Linked DNA regions of Mus musculus: region 1 is linked to region 2. A link is a loop called in an ENCODE intact Hi-C map of the cell type or tissue named here. Cell type or tissue: left cerebral cortex. All regions are shown on one strand.

Region 1 (8,000 bases), 98 kb after region 2:
GGGTGCTTTATAGCAGCTCCGATGGCAGCACCTTCTCCTGTGCCCCCGAGGGCTTGTGCCGTGCACTGTGAGTCTTTACCATACTTACAAAACACCACAGGTGTTCTCTCCTTTTCTAACAAAAAAGTTTTCAAAGGAGCTGCAAAGAGGCCATTTCCACTCGGTGCAGCAAAGCTAAACCCGGCTAGGGATCAACTTTACCGTGGGAGGCAGGTTAATGCCCCCCAAATGAGAAATGAGAGTGGGATCTTTGGGGGCAGATCTGAAAGATTTTGGTCAGGTTTCAATTCTCTGGAGACAGGTTGGTGGTGGCTCTGGAGTGTGATCATGACATATGGACTAGAGGGACAGTCTATAGCCAGGGGACTCAGAGTGTTTCCTTGACAATCCTACCCATAGTTTAAAAGTACATATTTCCAGTCCCTCTTTAGGAGAGCTCCAAAGCCCGTGTGTCCAGGTGCAGGAAGTCTGTTGCACGCTGTACCTGAGAGCCACTAAACCCAAAGCAGAAAGTAGGGATACCAAAACCTCTAAATCAGAGATTGTAACAAAGCTACTTTGTACTCAATTCATAGGAAATACTTCATAAACATTTAGTTAAGAAATTAATAAAGCTCAAGGGGTTGAGGGCCCAGTAAAGAAAATTGCAGAAAACGGTGTAAGAAGCCAACAAAACCTCTATCCCACCTGTAACTACTTCACAGTAGAACTGACACTTATCTTAGTCATTTTTACATAGTGTCCAGCCATGTAGTCCAGGCTAGCTCATGGAACTAGTGATCTGTCTGCCTTAGCTTCCCCAGTGTTTGGATCATAGCTGTGTGTCACCATGTTGAGGTTACAATGGGCTCTTAGTGAGTGCAATTTTATAAATGATTAATGAAATTTTCTATTATTAGATCATATGTTTTTCTCCTGTCTTTCCTTGTAGCTATCCACTGCAAACACCAAAGATGAAGGGTTTTGTTGTTGTTTGTTTGTTTGTTTTTGTTATTTATTTATTTACTTACTTACTTATTGCAAGCCATGAGTCAAGGAGATTTGGTAACTTGCTCCACTGTTGGTCCTCACTCCTGCCTGAAAGAGAACTCACATGGTTAGCAGGTGGCAGCAGTAGGTTGGGGATTGGCTGCCCACATTCTAGGACTCTCAGAAGATACTGTGGTGGGAGGCAGGCACAGGCAGGATGGCACAGACTACATGGTTAAGAGCAGAGGGCACCACAAGCCTGAGGCTGCCAGGCCACCATTCAGACTTAAATCCAGTCTGTGGCAACACACAGCCCAGAGATCCAGTCATTACTATCTTTGGTTGACAAAAGGATGGTCCCCCTGAAAATGGGACCAGGCAACAAGAGGTCACTTTTATACTAATTTCCATTCTTGACCTTTATTGTAAAAACATCTCATTTATTATCTACCACCTTCCTGGATGTTGTTTTATGAGCTGTCCGGGATGCTAATTTGTCTGAGGTCTCAGCAAAAGTGCTGAGATACCAATCCACAGTCAAATTCTCAAGCCTGAATTTTCTCTTCTGTTAAGAAACTGTATGAGTGCAGGGGGCTATGGTGTCAGTCACTAAACACCTACGGCGTCATCTGATCACCTATGCACTGAGGAAGTAATTGTAAGTAAGATAGAACTTACAGTTTAAATGCAAAGGTTTGCCTTGGTGCAGAAGTTGTGATCAGACATGTAGGCCTCTGTACCAGTGGGCAGCTGCACTTCAGTTCACAGCACCTTTAGAATCTTTCTATCCCTTCTGGTCTACCTATGCATTCTTTATCTAGGAAGTGCATTTTAAGTGTGGGTGCAAGCTTGTGTGTATGTGTGTGTATAACACATGTATGTTTGTGTGTTTCTAGGCGTGTGTGTGGTGAGGTGTGGATGCATGTAAGTGAGTGTGTGTGTGTGTGTGTGTGTGTGTGTGTGTGTGCTGGTTGCTGGTTGCAGAAACTTAGGAAAATCTCAAGTACCATCCCTCCTGGGGCTCCATGCAGATCCTGACCACTTTGTTTATTTGTTTGTTTGTTTTTGTTTTTTGGGTTGTTTTGTTTTGTTTTGTTTTAAGACATTGCTTCTCACTGTCCTGGAACTTGGGAACTAGGCCTGACTGGCTGGCCAGTGCGTCCAAAGGATTGTCTCTGCCTCTCCGGCACTGGGCTGCCAAGCACACACTACCATGTGGAACTTTGTGCAACGTGGTTCCTGGAGATGAACTTCAGATCATGATGTTTGTGGGCCAGCTCCCCGGCGCTTTCCCTGCTGTTCTGAAATGCTTCCAGTGGAAACTGCGTTTGGCCTCTCTCCCTCTAAAAGCCATACACTCTACAGTCCTTTCTATTTTATACTTGCTGACTCTGACCCCAGAGGTGTCCTGAGCCATGAGATGGCCACCTGTTTCTAGAGAGAATGAGGTTCTGGACTCTTCCTGTTCCTCCTCCTTCCTCCTGTGGGTTTGTTGCTTGTCAGGCCACTTAGCAACTTGATCAAGAGTCTTAGGGAGACAAGAGTTGATTTGAATGGATGGTTGGTGGGTTAGAGCCACAGGGTCCTAAGAATTTTCTTCGTTTTACTTGACATTTCAAGTGCAAATGTGTATTTTAATATCCGCCTTGAACATTCTTGAGAGGGGAATCATGGTGGCAAGCAATGACTACACTGGTTAATTTAGTCAAATCATTGTGACAACTCATTTTAGCTTCTTACAGTAAAGATGTGAAACCAGACAAGTGCACATACTACGTACACATTTTATGCAGTAAATGTGCTGACAGCGTTTAGAAAGTTCAATGTTTTGGGGGAATATTAGGGGTTAAGACTAAGAAATTACCCTTATTATAGAACATTTATAATACCATAATTAATGAGATTTTATCTTTGTAGTTTAGTTTGCATCTCTCTTTCAACAATGATCCATTGCTGTGGCAAAGACTTCAGCAGTCTCAGCTGGGCTGCCTTGGGCATACATGGGAATAGGGGGATCCTGGAGAGCCAGCCTGAAGCCCAAGTGATTTCCTGGGTCCTTGACATTAATGAATGTCTCAGTGAATAAGTGAATAAGATTTTGGAAATAATGCTAGGATCCATACAATATATACTAGCACAACTTCACATTCAAATATTAAAATGTTTTTCTGATGGTTGAAAAACAGTGACATCTCTTTGGTCTTACTAAACTCACTCCTGTGAACACACGGTCCACCTTATGACTCCACTATGTGCCTTCAATCTACTGAACCCAGGTAGCTAAGGTCATAACTGATGTAGCAAAGAGGTCAAGGTCCTTGAAGACATTACTTTTGTCCTTTCTTGAAATGCATAATCTTCTTGGGTCAGGATTTTTCCTATTTACATTTCTACATGAATTTAATAGCAATTTAGAGTGGAAGGGTGGAAAGGAGAAGTGAGGGTGGGAGGGAGGAAGGTGGGAGGGAGTAAAGGAGGGAGGGAGGGAGAAAGAATGACAGAGAGAGAGAGATTCCACAGGCTCACACTGAAGATGGGTTTGGTCATATTCAACACATTGAACACCTTATTGAACATCTTGAAGTATTCAGAATCCCGTGGTGTTCTGTAAGGCCCAGATGTGTACAGCCAGGTGCCTCCCTCCCAATGTTTAAACCCATTTTATGGAGGATTTAATCCATCTTTGGAATCACAGACTTTGGAATGCATTCCTTGGGAGGCCATCTGAGATGATAAAAAACAGGTCCAAAGATGATATTCAAAGATGCCATTTATGGACTGGCAGAAAGGGGCTGAGCAGAGAGAGAGAGAAACTTGGCAGTGCTTTGTGGAGTCGTTTCAATTTGCCCTGTTCTAGAGCACAAGGGAACTCTTGAAATTTCATAATCATAGGATCTTTTTATTCATTTCCCAAAGAGCATGTTTTTGAGTCAGTGCATAATATAGCTATTTGTTCTCTCGAACACATCTTAGGGATGAAAAAGGAGTTAGGAAAATGAGCCCATTGTTTTTTAAAATTAGTGACAAACTTCAAAATAATTCCAAACAAACCTCAAATAAAACATTCTCCCCCTACTGCGAGTCCCATTTAAACTGTTTGGGTCAGTCTGCTTTAATGAGCCCCATTCATGCTGACTCGTCCACACACTTCACACAAAGACAACTGTACCTCTAAACCCATTTGAAAGTGATGGATGACTGTCAGCTCTGTGAGGCGAGCATGTGGTGGCTTGATAGCGCGGTGAAAGCAATCGCCGAGTGCGAGTCTGTTTCTTTTGGCAACGGAAGGGGTTGCTAATGGATTCATCATTTTCTGTTAAGCATGAATGTCAAACAAAAAAACATTTAGGGCTCTATTCAGCAGAGTTTCCGGCTTGATGCTTGCCAGCTATGGAGGCCCTGTGACTTGGAACCTGGACAGCCCAAAGCCTGATTTTTATTCCCCAAGTTCCGTGGAGCTAGAGCCCCCGAACCTGGAATTCTGCCAAAAGCTCCTTCCTCATCCTCTACCTCTTCCTGTGCCTCCTCCTTCTGCCCTTCTCACACTTCCTCCTCTCTCCTCTTCCTTTGCCTGCTCTTTTCCCTTCACCTCCTCCCTTGTCCCGCTCCTCCTCTCTTGCTCCTCCTCTCCTGCTCCTGCTCCTCCTCTCCTGCTCCTCCTCTCCTGCTCCTCCTGCTCCTGCTCCTCCTCTCCTGCTCCTCCTCCTGCTCCTGCTCCTCCTCTCCTGCTCCTCCTCTCCTGCTCCTCCTGCTCCTGCTCTTCCTCTCCTGCTCCTTCTCTCCTGCGCCTCCTCTTCTGTCTCCTGCTCTGCTTCCGTCTGCATCACCTCGGCTTCTCCTCCTCTACCTCCCCCTTCTCTTTCTTTTTCTTTTTCTCTCTTCAGCTCCTCTCTTTTCCAATCATGTGACATTATGGGCCTTGCTCTTCGATTGGTGGTATCTGGAACAGAGTGAGATACCAGCTCTTATCCCATCATTGACTCTGCCTAAGAACCACATAGAAATCCACTCATAGAGGGCTGGCAGGGTAAGCACGGGGCACATGCCAGTGCTGCTTGTATCTTAGACCTGACTGGATGAAGCAGGGATTGCCCATTTGTTATTTGGAAATCATAAACAATCAATGTGCTCTGAACTCATTCTACGCCCAGAAAATGAACACAAAAATAGAAGTGGAGAGAGATGTAGGCTTTTGAGATGCTGTGTTGTTCTCTGAATGGACCGGGAGAGGGCTTGGGGAAAATGCTGGCCTTGCCACACAGCTCTTATTGTATCATTTACCACAGAAGGGCTTCCTTCTGTGGGAGAATGGCTTCTTCAACCACATCCACAGTGGAAGGAATTAGGAGCTGGGCCCAGACAAGGGGAGCACTACCCCCCTGCCAGAGGCAGTGACTATTATTTAGACCCCAGAGTAACTGTGAGGCTGGCATGAGTCTTGGAACCAGCTCTGACATCGTGGATAACTCTCTATCAGCCTCAGTGCCTCAGATTTTGAACATTGTTGTTTTGTAGGTTAAATGAAATTGCAAAAGATCAGTAGTCTAAATTACGAGTTCATGCACATAGCGATTTATTAATTTAATTATTTTAACTAGTAAGGTGAACAAACAATGAAAGCCAGGAGCTTGTGTAAGGTCTAAGAGCTCAGAACATAGAAGAGATAGATTATTAACACCCACTTGCTTCTCTGCCAATCAAATGGGTGCTCCCTCCATCTGGGCTCAGCTCCTCCTCTGTGCCCTGTGGATATGGCTGAAGAAGCCATTCTCCCACAGGCGGGTGGGGTGGGGTGGGTGGGGTCTTCAGATGTCAATGATATCAAAAGAGCTGTGTCTTCTGTCTCTAGTCCCCAAAGTGCTTTGGTTGTAGGCAACTGTCCATTCATACATGGCTTTTGAAGTGGGTACTCAGTTTCCAACCCTGACCTTCATGTTTGCATACCAAGTGCTTTTATTCCTCTGAGGCATCTCCTCAACCCAGAAGCTCGAGCTTTCCTTGGGCACTAAGTTTTCACAGTAGGGGACTGGATCTGAGCACAGGGTTAATACCTGTGCACTGAGAAGGGAAATAGGATGTAAAGATGAACCCAGAGGTCTGTTTTAAGTTCTTTGTGAGTGTGGCTTGCATCTCCTCTCTTGTCTCTAATCCTCAGTCATATTTGGAGGAAAATTAAAATAAGTTGTGAAATGCTGCCAGCGCTTTGTAAATGACAGGACTACTGGTGAGTTAATGTGACAATTCTATTGATAACTTAGCTTAGGAGATGAAGCTAGACATTGAAAAAAGCAAAAGTAATAGTCTTCTCTGAATTATCAAATGGCAACTCCCTCTGGAAATGCCCTCTACTACCTACATAGTCAACCAGGGTTTCTCTCCTTTGTTTGCATGTTTATAACACCACACACACACACACACACACACACACACACACACACACACACACACACTGTGACAAAGATGATCTTGAGGGAGACAAACACTCTAAGAACTCAGGAAATATTTGTTGAATTTAGTAAACACTTATCCGGAAAACAGAGAAAGTTGCTCTATGGTGTCCAAGTTCATTCTATCTACCCTTAACCTCTGCGTTGATTTAATTGCTACTTACATGAAATTTTCACCAAATTAAATAACATTTTGTTAGCTCATTTTGCTAAGTTCTATATGCCTTTGTCTCTCGAAATATAACTGAACAAGAATGATCTACACATGCATTATACACTCTACCAGGGAGGCTGCAACCCAGATGTCATTTTAACCTGCGGAAGTGGCCGGATCCCTGTTCCACGGGGCTGATTTCAATGAGGAATTTTCAGAATGATGAGGCCAGATTTAGCTGGTAGCAATTATTGGCACATTTCAGATGAGCTCAGCGTGAAGAATAAAACTGAAGTAAGATTAAGTCTCAAATAGTAAAGGAGAGGAGGGAAATGAAAAGAGAGGCCAAAAGGGTTTGGAAAGCAGGAAAGGACCAGTTATCTGCAGGAAGCTGGTATTCTTGTGTGAGATGTGTGTGACCCAGCCTGGGTGAGAATGTTATCTCTATGTGATCTGCAGAATTTTGCTCTTGACTGCAGCAACTGCAGAAGAGTGAATTAAAGTCTTAAGGAGAAAAATCAATAAGAGGGAAGGAAAGATAAAAGCAAGAAGGCTAGAGAGCATTTCAAAAACCAAGTAGAAGTCTCATAAATGGCCATGGAGGACCGAGCAGTATTTATAAGGGTTTAACAGGAATCCCAATAGGAACAGATTTGTTGGTCACCCTGGGGGGAGGGGGACTGAAAGGCTTCTGAGTGGTTTATGGCATTTGCCTGGCTTCTCACTCCAGTGTGTGACAGACAGGAATAGAGACTCTCTGAAGAACTGTATGAAGCCAGATCTGGTTGCCAGGCACCTTGATGATGAGAATTTGACTGGAAAGGAATTTTGAGAAAGCTGGGGCTGAGCTGTGAGAGAAGCACAGTCTCCAAGCACAGCCCTTGCTACCGCTCCCAATTTATTTCTAAACTGGAAAAAAAATAGATAGCACAGCCATTTGTCCCAATAAGAGCCATGCTTTCTCTACTCTAGATTCACAAACCTGTAAATGGTTTCTGTTTTGGACTATTATATGGGGAATTCCTTCCAAAGCCCCACATCTTCTATTTAAATGAGATGGTAGAGATGCAAGTATGAAAACATGAATGAAGAGGAGTGGTCCTGTGGAGGAAATTGATGCAGAGTGTCCCTACTGGTCCAGAGCTTCAGGACATTGACAGTAAAGGAAGTAGCTATGACCTTCCCTGGAGGATCCAAGCAGGGAGAGTATTTGATACTGCATGCACCTTAGCATGATTTGTTTGTGAGTTCTGTCCTGAGTTTTCATCATGCCATAGGTGCTCTTAGTATGGAGAAACACTCTAAGTAAAAATCTGTTAATGCACAGTATGACTATTCTTAATCAGGAATGAAATGTGTATTAGGGTGAAAGTTGAAACTGAAGTTTAGCAGAGTTCAGAGTTTAGAAATGTACTTATGTAGTAGAAACG
Region 2 (8,000 bases):
AACCTCAGATGCACTGTCCTGAGAATCTTGGAAATAAAACCTTGGAACCCCTCTGAAGAGATCTCACAGACACACACACACACACACACACACACAGGGAGAGAGAGAGAGAGAGAGAGAGAGAGAGAGAGAGAGAGAGAGAGAGAGAGAGAGAGAAGACCATTTCATGGTTTCAAGACTTTATTATCGTAGAAGGTCCTTAACAAAAGAAAGCTTAATGGCAGACACAGGTTTGAATACCTAGCAAATCAGTAATAATAATAGCATCTAATTGCCCGTGACTACAAATGTGGTAGGTACTACTCTCATCCTGTTAAAAGTGTAGACCCACTGAAGTGGATGGCATAGTATCACCGGTGGATAGGGAAATGGGGTGAGCGACGTTAAGAACTACGGGATTTGTGTTAATAAGGAAGGAAGATCACAGCAGTGGCTGAGTGTGCTTTGGTTTGGGTGTGTAACCAGCATTCCACATGAGACAGACAGTCTTACAGGGCTGCTCAGGAGACAGTTTTGAGAGCATGGTACTGACTGGAAAGGGAGGTATGGAAAGGTTGGTCTTACACCGAGTGGCACTTCCCTTTATGGGCTGACTCTCCATGTTGACACAGATGTCTATAAAATAGTGATCATAGATACATCGTACATGTCTATACAACAATGCTGTCCACCAGTCACATTTAGCGCGTTTCCATCCATATGTGCCCATTTATGACAGCAGCAGTCTGACTCACTCCCAGCCAGTGAGAAGGAAGGGGCTCCTGTCCTGGGACAAGGACAGGAACTGCATAATTCTGCTGGTAACACTTCCTGCTCTGACCACAACTCAAGGAGAAACACATTGGTTATGAGCAAAGCCAAATGGGAGAGATGTGATAGTTTTGAAATTTTTCCAGTTTGTAAAGCAGGGTTTAAAGCTCTACGGATGTTATGAGGAGATCCCGCGGCCAGGACTTCATGTTTGACTTAAAGACCAGCAATCAGATTCCGGTTACTTTACCCGTGGAAATAAAAATCCTCTCTAATATGCTTACTCGACGCCTTCCCAAATGGCATTTCATTACCAATCCATCTCCATTAATGCCACAAAGGATGACGACGGCCCACAGTGAAAACCACATCCTCACTGGCCACATTACCATGTCACGCCCTGAACACTGCTTTCTTGGTATCTTCCTGAGAGTGGCTTAGTCTTGTGTGTGGGACCTGAGTTTAGTGACTACACAAGAACTTAAAAGGTGCTAACTCTCAAGTTACAATTTTTTAAATAAAGAAAAATAGTATTAAAAGCAGAATTAACGTTGCATTGTTAATGAAGTCCTTTCGTTCTCAAGTAGCGCTAATTCTAAGGGTCAGTTCATTTTCTAATGTCTAATGAGAGATTTTTAAAATATTAAGTATGATCTCATGATTTTTTTAAAAATGCAAATACAGCTAATAGTTTAGTTTAAAATGCTTTTCAGATTAAGTTATTACATTAAAAACATGTTATTATTATCTTTGGATCTGTTGGAGCACTAACTTACTAAATTGTCTTGTTCTATATAGTGTATTACTGTAATGATCATGTCTGAAAATTTCCCCTTTGATCCCCAATAGCTATGCTCTTGCATTTCCTAACCCTGTGCCCACCTTAAACCTCTGTACCATAATGGAAAGTTTCTGAACACAGGCTGACCCAGACCAGAGAGAATTTTTCAGTATTTAGACCAATATTCATTTGCCTTGAGGGACTGCTATATTTGGAGTGTGACTACTTGGTTGTGTGTGATATTCATATAGATGTAGATGTAGACATAGATATAGGTATACTTTTTGAGACAGAGTTTCTCTGTGTAGCCCTGGCTGCCCTGGAACTCACTCTGTAGACCAGGCTGGCCTCGAACTCACAGAGATCTGCTTGGTCGACAATGCCCAGCAAACTGCTTGTATCCCCACAACCCCCTTCTTGAGTTGTCATTTCTATGTTGGAAGCAACTTTAGAAATCTCAGACACTCCAAATTATACCTCTACAGCTCACAGATCCTGTCAGAGTTGGGATTTGTACCCCAGGACTCTCTTTTTTATTTATTTATTTATTTATTTATTTATTTATTGAGACAGGGTTTCTCTGTGTATCCCTGGCTGTCCTGGAACTCACTCTGTAGACCAGGCTGGCCTCAAACTCAGAAATCCACCTGCCTCTGCCTCCCGAGTGAGGACACTCTTTAAAAGTTAGCAATGGTCTAAGCTGTTGATTTATCTCTCAGTTGCATCTCAAGAACACCAAGTCTTGGTTTAATAAAAATTTAAACCACTTAAGAAATGGATGGCTATCTCCCTTTGCATACCTGTTGGCTGTGGAAGTTAAAATCCTACTTTTTCCGATAAGGCACAAGAATTGCTTAAACAATACATAGGTGCTGTGTTCACAGGTGAGACTAGAAGAACGGAAGCCTTTAGAATGATGAAGTTCCGTATCTTTGGCTGTCCATGGAGAAAATGAGAGCTTAAAGGAGTGTCACAGGGCCACACACTGTAGGGAGCCTCTACTCCAGGAGCCGTGACCTCTAGATGATCTTCATATTCCTCTTATTTCTAGTGCAGTGCACACTTCCCAGGGGACAGTCAGGTGTTCAAACAATGATCCAAATATGGTTGAGCCTGTTGACTCTTGTTCTAATTGCTGTATAGGTGGTTGAGACATTAACAAAGCATAAATATTTGCCAAAGAATCATGAGTAAACTCAGCTGGACATAAACTTTGATATGCAAATGATAGAAAAGTATGAAACACGGAAAAAAAGAGTTTCTTTTCATTTTGTTCCTTTTATACTTTTGAAAAGTAAGCGATAAGTGCACAGGGAGACAAGCCTTGTGAGAAAACGGCCCTCTTCCCAGAGTCTCCTAGCTCTGGGATACTGCCTCGGAAGTGGGGCCTTGATAATCCTTGCAAAGAATAATGAGAAGGAAAAAAAAAAAACCTGCTTGCTGACAGCAACCTCCAGACAAATGAAAACCTGGACGGTGCCCTGAGAGTTTTAGGTAATCCAGGCTCATAATTTGATTTGAGAAGAGCTACTCCAGGCTACTGTGTAATTACAGCAGCATTCAGCAGGCTGGCTTCGGCTGGCCTCGGCGAGTTCTCCTTCATCGCCCTTTATACCAAAGCTCCTGTTGATGAGAGGGCGGAAACAGTCAGTGCAAAAGAAGTAATTAGCAGGCGGGAACCGCTACCACTGTTTGAGGCTAACACGCGGTCTTTATTGGTACTTATTAAGTAGATGTCTAGAGACCGAGGGAAATATTGCAAGCCACAAACATGAAGAAGAGTGTGGGAACAAAAAGGATAGAGGGAACTTTTAAAAGCAACTTATCTATTTTATATTTTACAAACCTGATCCCAAGGCTAGTTTCCGAAAGGATATTAAGCCTCCAGCTCCCGTCTGTCACAGTGCATGACCGGCTCACATCAATCACCATGCAAGGCAGCCTAGAGCATGAGTTGAACTCCTTCGGTGTTCTCTTTTCTCTTCCCTTTCTGATTTACTCTATTATCATGGGAGTTGACTTGAAAAATATTTTGGACAGCTGCTTTTTTGAGTTTGGGTTGTAGTTAAACCCACCAGCAGGGGGAGTCGGGGAGACTAGCAAACCTTGGCAGAGTCCAGCCTCTCTAGGATCCAGCTACGGAGCTGTTTTTTGTGGACACTTGTGAAGAAGCAAGAAACAGAACAGGCAAGAGGAAGGAAACAGGAGAGCTCTGAAGGGTTTGAAATCCTAGTTTACGGTGTTGAAGGTGGGCGAAAAGTAGCCTACAGTTTCTGCCTGCGGAATGACTGTATTCTTGCTTCTGCTGGCTTGTTTGAAAACAGGTCACAAATTCTGTCCTCCTGCAGGCTACAGTCCTTGCCCTGGGGGTGGGGGTTGGGGTTGGGGGTGCACAGCTTTCATCTTCTTGTTCTTGCCCCGTTTGGGGTATGTGGGTACCAAGGTGCGCAAGACTGCGGAGCTTGGAGCTGTCCCAAATAGATGCCCTGCACCTGATTCTGACCTAGTCTTCATCCTCAAATGGCCGTCCAATTAAAGGTGTGATGGCCACTTCCGCTCCCTTAGCAGGAAACAGTTTCCAATATGCACAGCGACTTTAAAGTCAGCCAGCTTAATGGAAGTATGGAAGGTTGCAGAGAGAATTGCATACCTGGGCTTTGTTTTTAAGAGAGTGATGGAAGGGACTGTGGACAGAGGGCCACAGTTTGGGGCGGTGGGGGACCGTGGGCAGTTGCTGTGCGGTAGAGTGGCATTTATATTGCAGTACACAGCGATCATCCTTGGGAAAGTACAGTCTTGTTGACAGCCTACTTTTAGTGTTCACTGGAGGCTTATGCACTCCTATTTTGTTTGTGACTCTCCTCCCATCTCTTAGCAACCACTCACAGCACAGAATCACAAGTAAAATCTCATGGGCACTGACATTGAAGAAAGTGTTTGCTTTGGAACTTAAGTGCATGCTTGGAAAGGGTGAGGGACAGATGATGTCTCAGGCAGACTGAAGGCTGCACATGTTGGTGATCAGACACTTGGTAAGTGTCAACTGGGGGACTTAATTGGCCTCAGAACACAGGGGAAGGTGACACCCAAAGTGCACACGGTACTTGGTGCTCTGTTACCTTTTGGGAATATCAGTAAATATAGGAGATGTTTATCATGAAGTTTTTTTTTTTTAAATAGACGTTATATGTTCAAATAGTTTTATTTTAGGGTCAACTTCACAGTCACAGACTTCCATCAACAGCCCAGTTCTGCGATGAGTGAAAACCTCCAAAATCCCAAGTCACAAATACTCACTCAGAAGTCCACAATGTAGCGTTTCCACCTTTGCTTTCTACCCTGCTGCCATTTTTACATCTGTGTCTCCTTCGTCAGTCATGGTGCTCCACGTGTTCCTCTTCTTGAACACAGCTCTTCTCGTCAGCCTTGGGGATCATGGGTGGCATAGCATTATGACCTTTTGGGCAGGGTGGCTGGAGAAGCCCTGAGATCTTCTGAGTAGCTCTTGACATCCTCATGTCTAATTAATCCAAGTCAGGAGTTGTCTCCACTTGTTACCAGTTTCAGGATACAAATGGAAGAAACTGAAATTTGTTTCACTAATTATTAATCTTTGGGTAAATATTAGAATCCCATTACAATTACACCCCCCCCACACACACAGAGAGAGAGAGAGAGAGAGAGAGAGAGAGAGAGAGAGAGAGAGAGAGAGAGAGATACACGGCTGAGACTGAGAATCCTGGCAGTTCAGAAACGTGGCAGCTGGCAAGACAGGATAGAAAGAACACAATCCACCCTGCCAGGCTCCTTTTCACATGGTTTCTTTGTGATATCAGGCTGAGGAATAATGAGCAACCATGGATAGGCAGAGTGGAGACCCTGTCTACTTAAACCTGTAAGCAGGGCTTCCAAAAGCAACTCCTCAGGATGCCTCTCTTCTATAAAATTCTACTTTCTCTGGAGAGTAAATATTTGATGATGTTTTTAAAGAGCTGTTCAAGAATTTAATGCTTTGATGAGAAATTCTGTTCCTACTTCATTGCCCACCTCAACCCCCAGAAGTTCTTTTGCTTCTATGTGTAGACTGTAGCTCACAGCTGATCAGTATGCTTTGTAGTGACAGTATCCACTGGCAGTCTAGATGGCTGAACAACAACAACCAAAAAAAAAAAAAATCTCTTAAGCAAGCCATCAAGTTATAATATGTACTCAGGGCCAACCCAGTAAAAAGCAAAAGTAACTACTGCATGGTTTTCCCAATCAAGAAAGACATCATCTTTACTTGATTGGGAATGTAACCACAGATATCCCAGAGTCCTACTCAAACATATGTCTAGCCCTTAGTGTCCCTCCTAGATGCTTTTGAGGCTTGCTCCCCTCTTGAGGGCAGCCTGCACCCTCTTTGGCTGCCATCTGAAAGATGCATACATGAATTATCTCCTGAGAGACTCAAGAGTGAGCTTAAGGAGGAGCTATTCATCTATACTGCCTGCAGCCACGGCACTTGACCCAACTGAATCTCCTGCTAGAACTGCCTGGTGTGCTGCTGCCAGATGCCTTCAGAACTCAAACAACAACAAAACATACTTCCAGCTGTTTGGGTGGAGACTAAAGGACACGTTTCAAATTCACAGCCCTAGTCTTTTCTGGCTGGTAGATCCTAGCTTTGATAGGGCACTATGGTCGCCGTATGGCTCTGTGTAAGCAGCCCACGCTGATTCACTGAGCCACTGGAGCATCCCATGGCCCTGTACTTAGTATAAGCATTTGGTGACAAGCTGGCCTGATAGAGACAGAAAACACCTCCCTTCAGAGCAGCTAATCCCCACCAGCTGTTCAGGTCTGTTTCTTACTAAGCAAGTCACCCTGGTTGATCTTGTAAAAGCAGCTTCTGACAGCGAATGGAGGTCACATTTTTGGACATGTGTCTGTACTGTCATTGGCCTCGCAGAGACTCTGGCTTGGAGGTCTATGTATATGAGCCCTGCCATCCTTTCTGGAGCAGAGGCAAAGTACACACCCCAACCGCCTTGTAAAAGCAGTACATCTAATCACATAATGCCTCTATAATGTGGTTTTTTTAGTTAAGTGACCCACAGGATATTAATTTGGTGGTAACAGCTCCCAAGGGATGTGGTACTGGCAGACACTTCAAGAGCAGGGAGCACCACTATTAGATGTGATGTTCATTTCATCTGAACATATGGAAAGCACAACAAGCCATGAGAGCTCTGTGCTTGCTATATTGTTCCTAGACCTGCCATAAATAAGGATCTCTTAAAAAGCAGCCAATTAATAAATGTGCATCGAATTACAGTGTTTAAATATTCCATAATATGGGCCTTTCCCCCTTCGCCTACATTCCCACTCCTTCGGGGGCCTCTTCGTTATTCAAGTTGTTATAACATTTCCCACTGCACGGCGCATCTCAGTTTTGTTGTTGTTGATTGAGTTATTTGGTTGGTCTGCTGCCTTAAGAGAGAGAGAGGGGGGAAAAAAAGACAGAAAGAAAAAAATCTGTAAGCTATAAAATGCATCTTCTTTCTTCCTTTGTCTGGGCATTAGACTCTGGCTTGGCACTAGAACCCCACCCCAAACCTCCCACCAAGAGTCTGTCCTGTTTCTATAGGCTCCTACATGCTCAGCTGTACCTCTTTTGAAATGATGCCCAAATCCAGCAGTGTTTACATAAGCAAAAGGGAGTTCATGCAGCAGAGAGTTCCACCATCGCACCTTACACTTTGTTTGTAGCTGAGCTTCTATTTTTCTAACGTGATGGTTTCATCCAGCTCTGACAACAAATTTCTTTAAGAGATTATACACCCAGAGTGAACTTTTTTTTTTCCCTGCCAAGAATTATGGCACACCTGGAAGACCTAAATCATTTTTATCTGTGTGTTAGAAGCTTTTCATATTGAAATTGCTTATCTTGAACTGGACCCATGTCTTAAGGGGAGCAGCAGTCAGATGTGTGTTTGTGTGTGTGTGTATATATATACTGGGATCATGAAATAATATATCCAAGGTGGATTTATTTCTCATCAGTCACTATAGAACACTATCCCCAGGACTGCCTCACCTCTTCCATGCCTGCTTCCCGAATTACATATCTGAGCGTGGCTGTGTGCTTTCTACAGAGAGCTCACACCAGTTCTCACACTGATTCCTCTTCATGTTTGATACAGTCCCCAGTTGGTTAAGGAGATCTCCGGCCCCATATCTTTTGCGTGTACTTGACACTATACACACTTTGGTGAGGGAAATGATAAAGCTGTTATGAGCCACCCCTATCCCCCACAAAGATGTGTTTGATAATCATATGATATATTTTGAGAGAGGGAAATACTTACAACGACTCAGGGAGTGTCACAGCATTGGATCAATTGACTTAAAAGGAAAAAAAAGTCACTCCGAGTTTATTCTGAAGTTTGCAGACCAGTCTATTTCCTGTCAGTTGTCAAGCTGTCAG

The links. Peaks named below come from ENCODE experiments on the same cell type or tissue, not always from the same donor. Only the 100,000 strongest peaks of a DNase experiment are listed, where the experiment ranks them.
Region 1: a loop joins it to region 2, with 3 times the contacts of the local background. A loop is called at or near these places in 2 of 42 quality-filtered maps.

The regions. Positions count from the first base shown.
Region 1 is chr3:35,221,777-35,229,776 of GRCm38, reverse strand. No RefSeq gene overlaps it. Among named protein-coding and RNA genes, the nearest start is that of 1700017M07Rik, 50 kb to the left of the region's middle. In left cerebral cortex, no CTCF peak of the experiment used is centred here; DNase peaks (open chromatin) are centred at 4,291 and 7,294.
Region 2 is chr3:35,319,517-35,327,516 of GRCm38, reverse strand. It overlaps Gm35425 (a long non-coding RNA gene), which reads right to left. Exons shown (of 5, transcript XR_880765.2): 1 at 7,882-8,000; 2 at 4,829-5,115; 3 at 2,332-3,154. Among named protein-coding and RNA genes, the nearest start is that of Gm35425, 5.1 kb to the right of the region's middle. In left cerebral cortex, a CTCF peak has its summit at 3,604 (motif pointing right); DNase peaks (open chromatin) are centred at 3,155 and 3,630; H3K27ac peaks cover 677 bases.